Regions from separate parts of the Homo sapiens genome. Here all the other regions are linked to region 2. The links are chromatin contacts, found by Hi-C or POLR2A ChIA-PET in ENCODE. All regions are on one chromosome and are shown on one strand. Each heading gives the region's core, a stretch centred on a gene start or an enhancer-like site at or near the end of the contact. The rest is flanking DNA. Distances are from core to core; before and after follow the strand shown.

Region 1 (2,700 bases), core at 108-2,607, 1.0 Mb before region 2:
AATGTTTATTCTGGAATGAATAAGAGGCTCTCAACAATGGTGTGTTAGATTTTTGCATAAGCTGGGCATTGGGTTTAGGACATAAGCATCTAGGTGGGTTGTGGCTGAGATGACTTGTGATTCAAGGTGTGAGAAGCTGGACCCTGGGCTGTTGGAGAGACATTAGGTTTGGGAAACAAGTGTCCAGGTTGTGGGTGAATTGGTATAAACTGGGCTGGCTCCAGCTGTTACCAGTAGAAGGTGTCCAGGTACTTGGCATCTTGGAGAAAACACACAAACGAAGCAAGGAAAGCAAAAGCAAGGATTTACTGAGAACGAAAAGTCCACCCCACAGTTTGGGAGCAGGCTTGAGCGTAGAGGCTCAAGAGCTCTGCTTACAGAATTTTCTAGGGTCTCAATACTCTAGAGGTTTCCCATTGGTTACTTGGTGAATATTCTATGTAAATGAAGAGAATGAAGTGAAGTCACAGAGTCATTTACTCAGAATGTGCCCTATTGCAAATGGAGAGGATGTGCAAATGGAGAGGATGTTACTTGGTGGGAGAGGATGAATGTGAAGTTACAAAGTATAAATGGAGAGGATGTTTCTTGGAGTGTGTGGTCTGTGTAAATGGAGAGGATGAATGTGAAGTTACAAAGTGTAAAGGGCGTGAATGGAGAGGATGAAGTGAAGTTGCAAAGCCGTTTACATTCCTGTCATTGCTAAGGTGCTTTTTGATTTAGGTCTAGGAAGTCAGCCTTATGTTCCCTGCCTCCAGGCCCTATTTTTCTGCCTCACAACAGGTAACATCAGACTGTTGAGGGCAGACTGGACCCCAGATTTCGGGAAGCAGGAGTTGTCCAGCAGGGCAGTGGCTGAGTTAGACTGTGACTTCAGCAGTGTTCAACAGGTATAAGGTCATTGAAGACCAAGAATCAAGCAATCGAGCGTCCTCGTCGGTTGTAGCGAAAGAGAACCGTGACCAACAGGAGAGCAGTGTCCACCCAGGTCACTTGGGGTTACTGGGGTACAATTTTGGGGGAAACGGGGGTCCTGGGGAGCGTTGGCTGGGTGGGGCTGTAACCCGAGCTGGTGGGCGGGTTGTGAGCTGTGACCTGGCCCGAGTCGGCCCGCCCGGATTGGGGGGCCAAACCGGGGGCGGCGGGAGGCACACCTGGGGAAGACTCACCTGGGAGCGGCTCACTTGGGCCCTCCGGGACCCATGAACCGGCGCACCTCCTCTGCGTCCCGCCCCCGGCCGGCCCCCCGGCCAATGGGGGCGCGGAGACCTCGGCGGCGGGCGCGGATTGGGAGCCGGTGAGCGGGGGCGGGGCGGCGCGCCCGGCAGTTTAGGCGCTCGGCCGGCGGGCGGCGCTGAGCGCTCGGCTACGAGGGCGCCGTGCGGGCGGAAGTGGCGACGCTGGCGTCCCCGGAGCCTGCGGCGGGCGGCTGTGACGGCCCCGGCGCTGACGGCGGCGGCCGGGGGGGCGGTGTCGACGCCCGCGGCGCCGGCTGGGGCATCACCGCGGGCCTCGACCCCGAAATGGCGCTGCTGGCCGAACACTTGCTGAAGCCGCTGCCCGCGGACAAGCAGATCGAGACCGGGCCCTTCCTCGAGGCGGTGTCCCACCTGCCGCCCTTCTTCGGTGAGCCGGAATGGAGGGGGGAGGCGGCCCGCAGCCCCACGCGCACCCGAATCCTCCTTCCCCCGAGCATCCCCTAACCATCTCTGCCCTAGACACCCCTAAGTACTGTTTCCCCAGGCACCCAAGATCCTCTTTCCCTCCACTCACCCTAAATTCTCCCTTTCCCGGACCACTCCCAAGTCCTCTCCGCTCTAAACATGTCACATCCTGCCTGTCCTCCCCAAATCCTCCCTCTCCCTAGACACCTCACAGTCCTACATATCCCCCAAATGCCCCCTGATCATCCGTGCCCCCAACACGGATGATCTTCCATCTCCCTTAGGCATTCTGTAATCCACCATCTCCCCCAAAGCCTCCTGCCCCTTCTTCCCCAAAGTCCTTCATCCCTGGCGCTTTCTGATGGCTCTCAACTCGCTCCCCTTACAATGAATCCCCCCATTTCATAAGCCTTCTCTTTGAACGCTTCCAGCCTCTCCCTCATGGGACCTACAAACCCTTCCTTCTTCCCTCAGAATTCGCCCATTCCAGATCAAAGACTCCCATCTCCCCCTCCAAGGGTAGGAAGCCTGGTGAGGCGGGGACAAGGAGAGGGTTTTGAAGATGGAGTTGCAAAATTCCAGGGCCTCTTTCTAGGGGAAACCACCTAAAGTTTTTCCTCCTTTTAGGACAGGGGTGAGGGTTGTCGGGGGAGCTGTTTTGTGAGGTGACATCAGACATACAGAGCTTGGCACCAATTCCTCCCTCAGTTTGGGCTCTACGAGAGGAAGCCCCTCCCCTGTATGTCGTGTGGAAGTTCCTGGGCGCATTGGGAAGGCGGTCCACTTTCAGACCCTCTTCCCGCACTCCCTCAGCCTAGCCCAGTCCAGCCAAGGCCCCAGATGGAAAATGGGAACTAGAAGCCAGCACCACTGCCCCTGCCCTTTGCCTTTTGGGTCCCGGGTAAAGGGTGCAACCTGAGCCTCTATTCTCCTTCTCCATGTGGGCTCTGTCCTGTCCTGCTGGTTCACTTGGTGGCCTTGCAGGAAAATACCAGCCCCCAGGGCAGAGTCCACCTGAAACCCAAAGACAGGAGAT
Region 2 (2,700 bases), core at 131-2,630:
GGGGAAGAATCCAGGAGGCTGCGTGGGTTTCCTGTTGGGCAGTAAGACAAATTTGCTAAGCTGCGGGGCAGGCTGGGACCACTGCGTTTGCGAGTGCTTGTGCAACATGCAGAGGTTGGGGGTGGGAGCCGGGAGATGAGATTTTGGCTAAAAGAAAAGTTTCCTACTACTAAGTCAAGCCAGAATTGCCTTCTTGGTATCTTATTCCATGTTCCCCTCTCCATCCCCATAACTGGTCACCTCTCCCCGGGACAACAGCAGCAGCCTCCTCCCTGGTCTCCCTCAGCCCTCTGCCCCGTGGTCCCTCATCCACGCAGCAGCCGGAGCGATCTTTCCAGAGAGGATGGAGACTCCAGCCATTCCTCCCCTCTTCCCTTCCCTGAGTGCTGGCCTCCGGTTGACAAACTTCTTCCTGCTTCAGGGCACGCTGATCCCCCCTGCTTGGAGAGCTGTCTCTCTGTTCTTTCACCTGTTAATCCTGCTTATGCTCAAGCCCAAGCCTCAGAATAAAGCTCTTCTGGGAAGCCTTCCCTGACCTCCAAGGAGTTGGCTGGGTTTCAGAACACCCAGAAAGAATTCATTGAAAAAGATTAGCAAAATACTTTTTTAAAAACGTGCCTAATAACTTGATTAACCTCTGCAAAATCAGGCGAATCTATTTTGCTTACTGTTTTTGTTTTTTGTTTTTTGTTTTTTTGAGACCGAGTCTCGCTCTGTCGCCCAGGCTGGAGTGCAGTGGCGCGATCTCAGCTCATTGCAACCTCCGCCTCCCAGATTCAAGCGATTCTCTTGCCTCAGCCTCCCGAGTAGCTGGGACTACAGGCGCGCACCACTGCGCCCAGCTAATTTTTGTCTTTTTAGTAGAGACGGGGTTTCACCATGTTGGCCAGGATGGTCTCGATCTCTTGACCTCGTAATCCGCCCGCCTCAGCCTCCCAAAGTGCTGGGATTACAGGCGTGAGCCACCGCGCCCGGCCCCAGGACGTCTTTTATTTCCTGGTCGCTGTACAGTCCTGTCTGCACGGTCGCCGGGCCTCAGTTTCCCCAGGCAGAGCAGCGGGCAGGGCCCCTGGGGCGTACGGGCTCCGGGCGGCGCGCGCGCCCCCGAGTCCCAGGCCTGATAGCGGGGCGCGCGGGCGGGGGCGCGTGTGTCGGGCGCGCGAGGGACGTGATCGACCAGCCGAGGCCTCGGGCAGCCCTCAGGGCCCCCGCGCACGCGCGCCTCCTCGTCCCGCCCTGCCCGCTTCCCCGCCCACTCCGCGCACTGAGGCCTGCGCGCGCCGGCGCGGGAGGCGGGAGCTGGGGGCGGGGGCGGTGGCGACGCCGAGGGGGAGGGGCGGGCCCGGCCCGGCTCGGCCCGGCCGCCCGCGCGCGGCTCCAGGAGGCCCCGGGCCCGGCCCGGGCGGCGGTGGCGGTGGCGGCTCTAGCTCGAGACGTCTGTGGCGCCCTCGCACCGCGCCGCAGCCATGGCCCTGGTGACCCTGCAGCGCTCGCCCACGCCCAGCGCCGCCTCCTCCTCGGCCAGCAACAGCGAGGTGAGCCCCGGGCTCGCCGCGCCCGGCCTGGGCCGCCGGACGCCGCGCCGAGGCCGCCGGAGCTGGGGCCGCGCGTGCGGGGCAGGGGGGCGGCTGCGCGGGCTCCTCGGGGCCCCGCCGTAGGAACAGAGCCGGGCAGCCGGACCGGGGTGACCGTGCGAGGACTGTGTGCGATGTGACCCTGTCTTGGGGAGCTGTGCGGGGACTTTGTGTGCGGTGTGACCCCTATCGGGGGGCGACTTTGCAGGGACTGTGTATGCAGTGCGACCCCTCTGGGAGTGTCTGCAGGATACTGTGTGTGCGCTGTGACCCACATCAGGGGGTTACCCCCATCTTGGGGTGACCCCTGTTAGGCGGAGACTGTGTGCGTTGTGACCCCTAAGGGTGACTGTGCAGAGACTGTGTGTGCAGATGTGACCTCGTGATTGTGTGGGGACTGTGATTTCAGGTGTGACCCCCATCTTGGGTTGACCTCTGTCTGGGGAGGACTGTGCGTCTGTCGGGACTCCCATTTGTGAGTGACTCTGCAGTGTGACCAGGGTCCAGGGGTGACTGGATGTGCAACTGGGACCCTTGATTGGGTGACTGCGTGAGCCGCTGGTTCTGAGACCTGTGGCCGGGGTAGTTCTAGGCCCTTTGCCTGTATGCCTGGCTGTGCGATGTGAGATGTGACTGTTGCTGACCTGCCGTCCGGGGACTGTGCCAGCGTGAGACAGGCATCTGGGAGTGCCCCTACAAACGTGTGAGATTGTTTCCCCGCCTGCCGCCTCTGGAGTTCTGTCTGTAGGCGTGCCCGTGTCACTGTGTGACGGTGACCGAGCGTGCTGTGGGCTCTGTGTGGCTGTGTTTCACGTCTGTGCGTGCAGCCTTAGTCTGGCTTTTCCTTTCTGTAACATCACTCAGGCCTGTGTGTTTATGTGCATCTATCTTTCTGTGTGGCTGTGACCCATTCTGGGTGATTGCATAGGTGCATTCCTGGGTTGCGTGTCCTGGCACTGTGCGCGTTTTTGTGGGTCTGTGTGTGGCCCAGGTCCGTTTGCCTGGCCACTTTTTCCTCTGGGGTTGATTGAGGGCACTGTTGCCCTCTTAGCCTGCAGGGTTGGCCTGGCTTGTCCTAGGCTGGGGCCTTGGGCCTCTGAGCAGGTCAGCCCTCTGTAGCTGCAGG
Region 3 (2,700 bases), core at 48-2,547, 1.1 Mb before region 2:
AACCAAGACGCTGTCGGCTTTGGGGGCCGGAGAAGTCTTAGTTGCGGGGGGCTGTCTTGGCCATTGTAGGATGTTGAGCAGCATAACCGGCCTCTACCCACTACCAGAAGCACCCACTCCCCACTTTCAACAACCAAAAATGTCCCATACATTGCCAAATGTCCCCGGGGGGTCGTGGGTGCAAAATCACCTCCAACTGAGAGCACTACTGCTTTAAAGAGATAGCAATAATGAAAAGATTAAAGCATCAAAGCACTTTAGAACAGGAAGGGATTTTAAGGAGCCTGAGAACCCGTGATTCTCAAACTTTGCTAGGTATCAGCCTCCCTGGGGAGTTTGTTAAAAATGCGGCACCTGGACCTCACCCCAGACCTATCAATAGAGTCAAGTGTTGGGTTCTGCCCCAGCACCAACATCCTCATTCTACAGCTAAGTTAACGTCGGCCAGAGAGGGAAAATGCCTTGCCCAAGGTCACAGGGCGAGTTAGAACCTGGACTCCAAAACCAACCAAGCCCTTCCTTACAACAAGGAGAGTGTGCTATTCTTACGTCTTTGAGGCAGCAGAACCTAAAAATGGTTAAGACGGTGCATTCCGGAGCCAGCCGGCCCGAGTTAAAATCCCGACTTGGCATTTATCAGCGGGGCGGCCTCGCACAAGGCACGTAGCGTCTGAGGACCTGTTTCCTTCTCTGTCCAGTGGAAAAGTAACAGTACCTACCCACCAGCGTTATTGGAAAGGTGAAGAGAGAAGATATTTAAAAAGCCCGTCGCACGGTAAGCACTCGATACGTGTCCTATTATTAGGACTGTCCCACACCTGCAAAGTGGAAGGGGTCTGGGGATCCCGGGGACAGAGGGCTGGAAATGGGCTCAGGGAGGCGAAACGACCCCCGATTCCCCGAAGTCCCCACCGGGAGACGGACCCCCGCCCCGCCCCTCACCTGGCCCTGCAGCTCCTTCTCGAGCTGCCGGTAGTCGTTTTTCCAGACTAGGAGGTGCAGGGGGTAGTGGTCGCCCGCGTCGCAGGCCGAGGACATGGCGAGGAGGCCGTAACCTGGTCCTCGTCGCCCGCCCCAAGTCTCGGCCCCGGCGGGGTCTCCCGCGCCCGCCTGCCTGCCCTGAGGCCGGCGAGCAAGCGAGCGTAGGGCGTGTTACGCTGCCGGCCGGCTGAGCCGGTCGGGTGCGGGGCGCGCGGGAGGTCCGGGGTCGCCGGCCGGCTCAGGGACCAGGTCGGCCGCGCCCACCCCGCGCCCCGCGGCGTTCCCGCCCGCGCTGACAGCTCGCGGACAGACTTCTGCGGACCTAACTGCCCCAAACAGGGAAGTGCGGAGAGCGAACCACCGCATGCCGCGGCGGGGATAGGCGACCTTGGGCACCGGGTCCGGGGTCCGCGCCATTGCACCCACCTCCAGCTCACACCGAGAAACTCAGTGCAGCCCACAGAACAGAGCTGAGGCTCATTCTCTTGGCCAAAGATCTCCACGCGGAAAGTTCCGTCTACCTGTCCCCAGCTTCTTTCCCCCTGCTCCAGTAGCCCCATGTGGTTCGGTCCACAACTGGGCCTCTTCCATTGGCTCTGAAGTCAGGGGGTGACAACTGAGCCCCGGACCAAACCATTCCAGCTGCCGACACCCTTGCAGCCTTTTTGGAGCAGGACAGATGCTTCCACGACGGGTCAAAAGCCATTTTGGAAGTGGGCAACACCGGACAATTTTTGAAGGAGGAACGCTAAACCCTGGCGAAGTGGCTTCAAATACAGTATTTGCATAAAAGGGGATATTTCTACTTCATGATTTCTCAACCTCGGCACATATTGAACTGGGCAGTTTTTGTGTGGGGGTTGTCCGGTCCTTGTAGGATGCTGAGCAGTTGCCCTGGTCTTTCTCCCCACTCAATGCCAGTAGCACTCCCCAAAACATGTCTCTCCAGATATTGCCAAATGTCGTCTCGGGGAGAAAAATCGTCCTCAGTTGAGAACCGCTTCTATTTGAACTCCGAACCGGGTTATGATTCAATAGCTAACTATGGTGGTGATTTAGTCCATGTATGAATGTCATTTTTAAGCTAGCTTTTTGGATTTGAGGTTATGGCTGAAAGGACTGATAAATAATATACATATTTGACCACAGTCTGCGAATATGAAGTTTATTCTTTGAGTTTCAGGCACTATGCCTCCTTGACTCAATGAAGAACCAAATCAACTTACAGCTAGCTACTCATGGGCTTGAACTTTCTGCTGCTGCTTCAGCTCAGCTGTCTACAACTAGACCACATAGCTGGATGAAGCTATTTAATGCATTGTGAAAACATTCCCTCTGCCCTCTGAGTGTATGCACATCCAGCTCTTCAGATGCCTGCAACAACAGCTGTTCAAGAATCCCAACCTAATCCATTCTCCACAGATGTGGAGCCCAGAAGATTTGTGAGTTGTTAAACCAAAACAGGATGCAGGAGCACCAGGATGGCACCCGGAGACTCTAACCATGGAATGCGTGGGAATTCTGTGATTATTTCTCCATCACACATTTATCACACTGTAGAGATGGACTCAAGACCAGTGCTTCTGAGGCCTTTTCCAGCACTTCTCATTCTTTCAGATGCCTTTTGCAACTTAACGTTCTCCTTCTTCTTCATCATGCCGTGTTTATTGAAAATCTCCCTATCTCATTAATCAGAAAACCCCATAATGACAGGAACCA

What was found. Hi-C counts contacts between places; a loop is a spot of excess contacts on that map. ChIA-PET counts read pairs that join two places held with the same protein, here RNA polymerase II (POLR2A). Pooled maps may share reads with other maps.
Region 1: a loop to region 2 is called in a pooled map, with 5 times the contacts of the local background. The contact joins the promoter of GLTP here to the promoter of SSH1 in region 2. A Hi-C loop is called at or near these places in 7 of 50 pooled maps. POLR2A ChIA-PET finds 5 or more read pairs at or near these places in 2 of 52 experiments (GM10248 and activated T-cell).
Region 3: a map with no recorded cell type shows a loop between it and region 2 (5-fold over the local background). The contact joins the promoter of ANKRD13A here to the promoter of SSH1 in region 2. A Hi-C loop is called at or near these places in 2 of 37 single-sample maps with no recorded cell type and 6 of 50 pooled maps. POLR2A ChIA-PET finds 5 or more read pairs at or near these places in 1 of 52 experiments (GM12878).

The regions. Positions count from the first base shown.
Region 1 is chr12:109,879,198-109,881,897 of GRCh38, reverse strand. GLTP (glycolipid transfer protein) reads left to right here and starts at 1,357. Exons shown (of 5, transcript NM_016433.4): 1 at 1,357-1,626. The coding sequence starts at 1,524. LOC124903012 (a long non-coding RNA gene) reads left to right here and starts at 497. Exons shown (of 3, transcript XR_007063455.1): 1 at 497-537; 2 at 724-783; 3 at 891-1,000. It also overlaps a transcript of TCHP not described here. RefSeq lists an enhancer at 274-775 and a silencer at 1,100-1,649.
Region 2 is chr12:108,856,263-108,858,962 of GRCh38, reverse strand. SSH1 (slingshot protein phosphatase 1) reads left to right here and starts at 1,380. Exons shown (of 15, transcript NM_018984.4): 1 at 1,380-1,535. The coding sequence starts at 1,467. RefSeq lists a silencer at 911-1,650 and enhancers at 2,081-2,130, 2,183-2,684.
Region 3 is chr12:109,998,027-110,000,726 of GRCh38, reverse strand. It overlaps ANKRD13A (ankyrin repeat domain 13A), which reads right to left and starts at 1,297. Exons shown (of 15, transcript NM_033121.2): 1 at 943-1,297. The coding sequence starts at 1,038. It also overlaps a transcript of GIT2 not described here. RefSeq lists silencers at 1,084-1,173, 1,184-1,303 and an enhancer at 1,384-1,573.